Regions from separate parts of the Mus musculus genome. Here region 1 is linked to region 2. A link is a contact called in ENCODE Hi-C or POLR2A ChIA-PET data. All regions are on one chromosome and are shown on one strand. The core of a region is the stretch at or near the end of the contact, and the rest is flanking DNA. Distances in the headings are between cores, read along the strand shown. Region 1 overlaps Gm41496 (a long non-coding RNA gene). Region 2 overlaps D430001F17Rik (a long non-coding RNA gene).

What was found. Hi-C counts contacts between places; a loop is a spot of excess contacts on that map. ChIA-PET counts read pairs that join two places held with the same protein, here RNA polymerase II (POLR2A).
Region 1: a loop to region 2 is called in a map of mouse embryonic stem cell, with 2.4 times the contacts of the local background. The contact joins two enhancer-like sites. A Hi-C loop is called at or near these places in 1 of 37 maps with a recorded cell type or tissue (mouse embryonic stem cell). POLR2A ChIA-PET finds 5 or more read pairs at or near these places in 1 of 5 experiments (Patski).

The regions. Positions count from the first base shown.
Region 1 is chr16:92,137,056-92,141,477 of GRCm38, reverse strand. The region is part of intron 1 of Gm41496 (a long non-coding RNA gene); the gene reads right to left. Among named protein-coding and RNA genes, the nearest start is that of Gm41496, 14 kb to the right of the region's middle. Within about 2 kb of position 1,857, at least 1 of the 3 ENCODE cell types and tissues checked has a DNase peak (open chromatin) inside an H3K27ac peak, as active enhancers do.
Region 2 is chr16:91,960,076-91,964,377 of GRCm38, reverse strand. D430001F17Rik (a long non-coding RNA gene) reads right to left here. Exons shown (of 4, transcript XR_876250.1): 2 at 3,143-3,237; 3 at 2,719-2,812; 4 at 1-2,492. Among named protein-coding and RNA genes, the nearest start is that of D430001F17Rik, 8.2 kb to the right of the region's middle. Within about 2 kb of position 2,005, at least 1 of the 3 ENCODE cell types and tissues checked has a DNase peak (open chromatin) inside an H3K27ac peak, as active enhancers do.

The DNA of each region.
Region 1 (4,422 bases), core at 608-3,107, 180 kb before region 2:
TGCGCGCGTGTGTGTGCGTGCACGTGTGTGTGTGTGTGTGTGTGTGTGTGCGCGTGTGCGTGTGTGTGTGTGTGTGTGCAGGGGGATGTTTATCCCCTTACAGCGCGCGCATGTGTGTGCACGTGTGCGCGCGCGTGTGTGTGTGTGCGTGTGCGTGTGTGTGTGTGTGCAGGGGGATGTTTATCCCCTTACATTTCAGGGTTGCATGCACTTGAATGCCAGGCCATTGTCTCAGAGAAGCCTCGGGGAGAAAGAGAGGCCTGTGGCAGAGATGAAACAGGGGACCATCTGGTGCCAACTGCATAAAGCTAGTCTTGCCAGCCATGGCAGACATCTAAGGCAGACCCAGAGGTCAGAGAGTCACATAGAAGACTTGCTCCCATATGATACATTATGAAAAACAATCCTTTTTCCATGTTATCAGTGTCTATTATAAAAACTTCATGTACATTAGAACCCTTGAATCCATGTTTAAAATCAAGCACCAGGGGGGCTTGTTTCTGAAATCCTTAAGCCTTGCAGCATGCCCACGTGCCTCATTTCTAGAAAGTTCTACTTCTTTAGCACCTAGGAAACAGTACACAAACAAATTTCATGACAACCATGTCAAGTCCACCAGATAGAAGAAGGAAGTCAGGAAAACCTATCTTTATCACAGTGCTTTGATGCTCAGATTAAAATTTAGGTTGAAATTAACTAGAGGCTGGGGCATCAAAGACTGCTCTCATGACCTCATGTCTAAAATTCTGATATACTGGGCTTAAAATATCAACTGCTATTTGTATCCATTTGTTCGCTATAAATGAAAAGCCAAAATTAAGCATAATTATTGCTATCCTTTCTCAAACACTGGGTTTCTGATGTCCAAGGTCATTTCCCTCGAGGGACAGACTTTGATGTGATAAAGGCCATCCTCAGAGACAGTGCAGACGGCCAAGAGGCCATTTACCGAACGGTGAGGATGAATTCCACCATGGCGCTCATGTTCCCAGTGCTTCATAAAGGATCCACTCTGGACAGGGACCGAAGGGCACAGAGCTAAGAATAAAGGCCGCTGGGAGCAGAGTGATGGTTAGAGTCAGCTCAGCTCACAGATGAACCACTACCAAGTCTGAGCATGCTCAGTCGAACAGCCATCCCTGTCTTACACCGGCCCAGAGCGCCTGGAAATGCTGAAGGAGAAGAATGCTATTCAAATACTCTCTAAAAACTCTCACTCGCTGAAAAATTCAGAAATACACAAAAGTCCAGAAAGCACATTAAGCCCTCAAATGCTCTGTTCGCCCAACTCAAGCAACTACACAGCCAGTCTGAGATACTTGAGTTTGAAGAGGTGATTTTTTTTTCTCCTGCAGACAGGAAACCCAGGAAGGTTTTCCTGCCTCCCAGAGGGCCTGTGACCTGGTGGCTCCGTGGTTCACTGGCTCCATTCAATCCTCTCTTTATATGAGGGAACGCTATCTTCTATCCCTCTCTTGGGCTATTTCTCAGGCTTGCAGCAAATGAAGTGCTCTCTGATTCAGGGATGGAGACATATAATCCCAGCGTTAAAGGATGGAATTTTCCAACTCGAGAAGCCACACAAGTACACAGGCAAAGCATCGCTGCCGCTGTGAGCAGAGGCTTCTCAGAATCTCCAACTGTGCAACAAAGCCACAGGAAAGTGGAAGAAAAAAGTCTGACAATAGGATAATTGTTCCTCCTCCACCAGCAACTGCTACAGCATACCCCTTGGTGGGCTGGGCTGGCAAGCAACAAACAGATGTTGCCCAGCCCTTCCTACACTGGCCAGCAAGCCCAGAAGGGCCTGTTGCTTTCCAGAAGACCACAGTTAGACACCATGGCTGTGGTCACCACATTATCTCATAAGACAGAGAGAGGTATGCAAGCCAGCCAGCCAGCCACCCACCGTGGCTCATTCGCTCGCTCACAAAGAATCCAGAGCTGGCGGCATGGATGGGCTTTCTGGCTGTTGGACCTACCACTTGCCTACTACACTAGAAAAACAGCAGAAATGGGCCAAGAATCCGCAGTTCCCTAAACCCTAAAATATCGACCAGCCTATCCAGCGTTTCCATCCAAGGAATTGTTGGTTCTGACACAAGAAAACCCTTAGGGGTAAGAACAGAGAGTCCAAGAAATGCATGCATGTGGTTATTTTTTGCCACTTACTGGCCCTTGTCCACACTCTGGAAAGAAAGGAAAATCTATTTTAAACACCAGCTATTCAGCACTGAAACCCCACTGGTCTATCTATAAAGCCTGTCTAATTGAAATGCTGACTCCAAATTTTAAGACTCTAGGGTCTCCTTCCCGCTGCTCCAGACTCGAAGTGTTGTCCACTGTCTAGGTACAAAACAGATCTCACTCCAAAGGGAACATGAGACGGTTTGTTATACGAGAGTCGCGCCATGGCTTGGGAATAAAGATTCAGGTTGTCAGGAGTGGCATGTTCCCTTATGACACGGCTACATTAACTCTTATAATCACAAAATAAAAGATGGTCAGGGACCAAAGCATCCTCAAATGCTCCCTCCGGTGGGGGCATCAGGTAGGTGGCCAACCGGAAAGCCGAGAAATCTCTGTCATAGGTCACAGATGCCACAGATGCTATGCTTAGCTCCGGGGCCCTTAGAAAGTAGTGATGTTTCACATTCCAAAGTCAAGACGATAGTTAAAATGTCCCACTCACAGTAGAAGCCCACTGAGAGAAAACCATTCCTTTCTGGTCAAGGGAATGGGATCTCTGGCCTGGGTGGTAACCTCACATTTCAGCCGGGCAAGTGAGTAACCTGGGAGGGGGAGCACCTCTCCCTGGGAGGGGGAGCACCTCTCCCTGGGAGGGGGAGCACCTCTGCCTGGGAGGGGGAGCATCTCTCAGGAATGTGATTCCCATCCCAGAAAGGCAGATCCACCTCAGCCATGCCAAGGAGGTAATACAGTTTTCCTTCCCAGACTCCAGGCTCCATGAGCATGTGCTTTCAGGGCCACAACCACACAGCTTCACGCACCGGTCCCTTTCTGAGTAACTTGGACCAAGTGTGACTTTTCCTTTTCTCTTCCTCTGGTTTTGCCTTTTCTCTAACGACACCCATGCTGTCATGTGGCTGCTTGCCCATGACCTCCATGTCAGCTATCACTCAAGCACATGGTCTTTTCTTTTCTTTTCTTTTCTTTTCTTTTCCTTTTTAATTAGATATTTTCTTTATATACATTTCAAATTTCAAATGCTATCCCAAAAGTTCCCTATACCCTTCCCCTGCCCTGCTTTCCTACCCACCCACTCCTGCTTCTTGGCCCTGGCATTCCCCTGTACTGGGGCATATAAAGTTTGCAATAAAAAGGGGCCTCTCTTCACAGTGATGGCCGCCTAAGCCATCTTCTGCTACATATGCAGCTAGAGACACAAGCTCTGGGGGTACTGGTTAGTTCATATTGTTGTTCCACCTATAGAGTTGCACACCCCTTCAGCTCCTTGGGTACTTTCTCTAGCTTCTCCACTGGGGGCCCTGTGTTCCATCCTATAGATGACTGTGAGCATCCACTTCTGTATTTGCCAGGCACTGGCATAGCCTCATACAAGACAGCTATACCAGGGTCCCTTCATCAAAACCTTGCTGGCATATGCAATAGTGTCTGGATTGCACATGGTGTTTTCTATTTCCCTTCCCCGTCTTCCTCTTCCAGGCAGCCACTGGGCTTTACAGCTTGCTGTCCTGGGAGTTTTCTCTTAAACAAAATTGTTCTCATGCTTCCGTTCATTACTAAATACTTTTATGAACAAGATAACCCTAAGAGGGAATCGCAACTTCCCTGGTGACACTGGTGGGATTTCCCACAATTCCTGATGACAGGAAGGATGTAGAGATGAGTAACCCCTGGTGACACTGGTGGGATTTCCCACAATTCCTGATGACAGGAATTGTAGAGATGAGTAACAGGTGTGGAGCAAGGGCACTAAGGCCCAGGAGAATATTGACTCTGGAGCTGCAACATTCTAACACCCTAGCGTTATCAACGCGCTTAGTCAGCCCACCACTCTGCATGATCTTCAGTATAATCTTCAAGGAACTTCAGTTCACATGAGGAATGATCAGGAGAAAGTGCTGAGGCAGGAGAATATGGGAGATGTCTAGAGGGAGGTCCGGATGTCTGCAATGTTAGGAAATAAAAGAAACTAGCTGCCAAAGAGGAAACCTAGAAACAACCCGGCCCAGGTCCACTAAATCCAGCCGGTACTACTCCAGAGTGTCTGAGGGGGGACCAGTGGCTCATTACATATTGTCTTAGTTAGGGTTTTACTGTTGTGAACAGACACCATGACCAAGGCAACTCGTAAAAGACAACATTTAATTGGGGCTGGCTTACAGGTTCAGAGGGTCAGTCCAGTATCATCAAGATAGGGGAGCATGGCAGCATCCA
Region 2 (4,302 bases), core at 756-3,255:
ACCCTCTGCTTCCAGGTTCCCATGCCTTCCACCATGATGAATTCTGTGCCTGTGGAACTGTAAGCCAAAATTGAATTGAAACAAAAACCTTTCCTTACAACAAAGAAAGAGATGGATGGAGGGAGGGAGAGAAGGTGGGGAGGGAGGACAACAGATCTCATAATGAACCAGCAAGAAAGGCCACAGGGCCAGGAGTCTGAAGAAAAGCTTGTAACCCAGCCCTCTTCCCAGGACCACTCGTGTAGACTCTGCGTACCAGTATGGAAGATGCCCTGCTTCTCCTCTGGGGGAAATGAAGGCTTAGACCTCCTGGGCTAGCTGAGAACTTAAATACCCATGATGGCTGATCTTCGCTGACACCTTGACACACCTGAGAAGAGGAGACTTCACCCACCCAGGAGCTGCAGCTGTCTTTGAGCTCCCATGCCCCTACAAAGAAGCCTAATAAACCCACTGGTTCGCCACGCTGGACTTTAGTGGGCCAGTGCCCTATCTGCGGCGGTGAATAGACATTTGTTTGTGTCTTCCCAGGAAAGTCACAGAATGCAGTAACTTGTAGAAATGCCAGCGTGGACTGGGAAGGAGAAAAGATTTGGGTCTCCTTCCCACCTGCCACATTGCTCCCTCTGGCCCTTTACCAGTTCCCTGTGACTGCTGCCTATTGACAGTAAATAAAAGGCACAGACAGACCTTGGCCTGATGGAGACCCACCCCCAAAAGAAGCATTTCTGGAACACAATTGCCACATTGAAAAGCCTTGTAAAGAGAGGCCTCCAACCATAACCATGGGGCCCTCTCACCTCTAGAAATACACTTCCTCCTGTCTACACATCCCGACATACAAACAATAACTCCATCACCAGGAGACCACAGCACAAAGAGAAAGGGGGAAGGGACAGAGGGAGGAGAGAGAGAGAGAGAGAGAGAGAGAGAGAGAGAGAGAGCAAGGCGTAAATAAGATGTGTGTGGGCAGACAGGAAAAATGATTGAACGGCAGAAGACATGAGGATGCATTTGACACAATGGCTTTTACATCACACCTACACACACGGCTAATATAAAGTACGTTCACAAACAGGTCTGTATCTGCGACGACGACGACGTCACACATTCTGTCTTGCGACTAGAAACAGTATTTGCACTTTGTACCCTGCACTGAATTATTTTATACACAAGATCACCTGGCACAGCTCCTGTCCCCAAGATGCAAATTAACATTTTCACAAGGGGTGGGGAGGCTGGGGGAGAGGGTGGGGGTGGGGGACCAATGTGCTCTGCTGGCCACACTGATATTACTGGGCATGATGGATGCTGCCAGTGCTGTTGCCTAGCAACCCAAGACCCTTCCAGACAACCCAGCAGCCTCGCTAGTGCGCAGTGGCAAACAGGGCTGGTTCAACATGGCACTGGGCACAGAAAGATAATAACGTGGGGGTGGGTTTTGGGGTTTTTTTTGTTTTTTGGTTTTTTTTTTTGTTTTATATTTTTGGTAATCATTCTTGATGATTTCCTGAGGAGATCAACATATCTAAGAGCAGCCTGAGTCCTACATGAAATGAGAGCTGGAAAAATCCCAGGGTTTTTGAATTACCTCCTACTCTGCTCGGGAGAGTTGTGGAATTTTACTGGCTGGTCTCCTGACAATCTCCCCACCGCTGGCCCTCGCCGCTACAGTCTCAGAGTGACTCACCAGCATACCCTCAGAGCTGTTTGTCAGCCTTGTCATGAGTCACGGTTTTTTCAGCTTTTTTTTTCCTCAAACTGAAACACTTGACATTTTAGAATGGGTTTGGGGAAGGTTCTTTTAAAAAAAAAAAATAAAAATAAAAAAAAATAAAAGAAAGAAAGAAAAGAAAATGTAAGCCACTCTCTGGCTTTGTGTGCAAGTGTGGGGGTACGTGGGAAGGGGTGAATAATGACTGCCTGTGCAGGTAAACAGGGACACGTGACCAGCAGCCAGCAGAGCGAAGGCAGCTGGGGGTGAGGGACGGACATTCCCCTAGGCTGCATCTTAGCAGGACACAGGTTGGCCAGCATCCACCCACTTCCAATCCATTCCATCAGAGTGACAGAGTGCTCCCCTCACCTCCCAACAGAGAAATCAGCCCTCCTTCTATGCTCCATAACAGAACCACACAAAGCTCTATGGGAAAAAAAAAAAAAACATCCCACAGGGAAAATTAAGGAACAAAGAAAACTGGAATCTAAGATTAAAAACCGAGAGCCAGAATTGCTGCCGAGAGATTGGGTCCCATTGGACAGAGGTGGGCTGGTCTCTGGGCCTGGATTCTAATCCTGGCATTAAGTATGGGAAGGTAAGAAACTTCTGCCCATTTGAAGGGCCAGCCAGGTGTCTCATTCTGTCTGTCCATTAGCAAGCTGTCTGGCTTGCTATTCCCCATTGAGGGCTCCTCAGACTCAGGTACCTTTTAGCTCTCTCGGGAGCCTTGAACCACATCAGATATGTCATCAGCTCAGTGCACGCTGTATGTCTGTAAGGAGACACAGTTACAAGAAAGAATTAACTAACTAAATCCAATTAACCTCTCAGAACCCCTATTAGTTCCTGTATTTAACAGGATGAATTCAGTATGCCCCGTCAGCCCCACAGAAAAATAATGAAATCTAGGAGTCAACGAGACTGAATGCATTTCTAAGCGTTATGCAATGTTTTCACATTATAAAAAACATTATTGGAAAAGAAAAGGAAATAGTTACCGGAAATGCAGCAAAAGCCGGGGATCGGGGATCAGGGATCAGGCTAACTCCATGCCTGGTGGAGAGTCAGGAACAGGCTCATGACAAGAGTCTCCTTTTCAAGTTTGGAGTGAGAATCAAAAGTCCACATTATTTGCATCGTTGAGCAACGGCATTGAAGATTCAATGTTTAAACCACAAATGCTTTTGTGTTACAGCAACTTAGTAATTTTATTACCTCGCATGCTTTAATTAAATGTATTAAATCCATTCCCTGAACATAAAAGTCCTAGGGATAGATATAAGACAGGTAACTGTTTTTCTTTTTTTATTATTATTATGGAAATATTCAAACATGCACAAAAACTAGAGGAGATGGCCTTAATAAACCTCTCAATGTTTATCTACTTTTATTTCCTGTGGATGCGATTAAAAAAAAAAATACCTTACTAAGAGAAGGGTTTACTTAGCTCACAATCCCAGGTTGCAGTCTATCACTTCAGGGAAGTCAAGGCAGGAGCCTGAAGCAGCTGGTTACGCCTACAGTCAAGAGCAGAGAGAACGGGGAGTCGGGGCCTGCATGGGAGCGCCCAGCTGGGTCTCTCTGTTCTCACACAGTTCAGGATCCCTGCCAAGGGAATAGTGATGCTCACAGTAGGCAGGGCTTCCCATCTAACCTGAACATCCTTCATAGACATGTGCACAAGCCAGGTTCAGCTAGACACCCCCTCATTGAGATAATTATATGGTGTATCCAGCTGTCAACACTGACCACCACAATGCTCATCACACTGCGTCTAGCATCATTACCAATCGCCAGTCTTATTTCATCTACTCCAGGTACCACATCGTGTTGTTTCAGATTTTAAAAAAAATTTTTTTATTAAAAATGTATTTATTAGGTACCCAGTGTTCTGCCTGCATATATGCCTCCATGCCAGGAGAGGGCGCCAGATCTCATTATAGATGGTTGTGAGCCACCATGTGGTTGCTGGGAATTGAACTCAGGGCCTCTGGAAGAGCAGTCAGTGCTCTTAACCACTGAGCCATCTCTCCAGCTCCCTATTTTCTTTTATTATAACTATACAACGGTGTGAGTGTAAACTCATGTTCAGTTTGTTTTATTTGTAGAGTAATGGTGTTCTGTCTGTAAGAATGTCTATGCATCATGTTGCATGCATGCAGTGTTTGTAGAGACCAGAGCATCATCAGATCCCCTGGCACAGTTTCAGATGGTTGTGAGCTGCCATGTGGTGCTGGGAATTAAACCCAGGTCCTCTGAAAAAGCAGTCAGTGGTCTTAACCACTGAAGCCACCCCTCCATCTTCTCATGTTAAAACTCGATCCCACTGTGGTGGTATTAGGAAATGGGGTCCTTTGAGGTGGTTAGATTATTAAAAGTGAGCAATCCATCCTCACAGGACTGGATGGATTCTCTAGGCAATGTGTGAACCTTCATTTCTGAAGGACAGGGTGGGTTGTCCTGAGCTGATGGACCTCTGAACCGATGCTGTGCCCTCTTGGTCTTCTGCATTCTGTGTGAGGTTCACAAGCACTTGATACTCCCCAGAAGCAACTGAGGACCTTGCAGGCTCCAGAACGGTG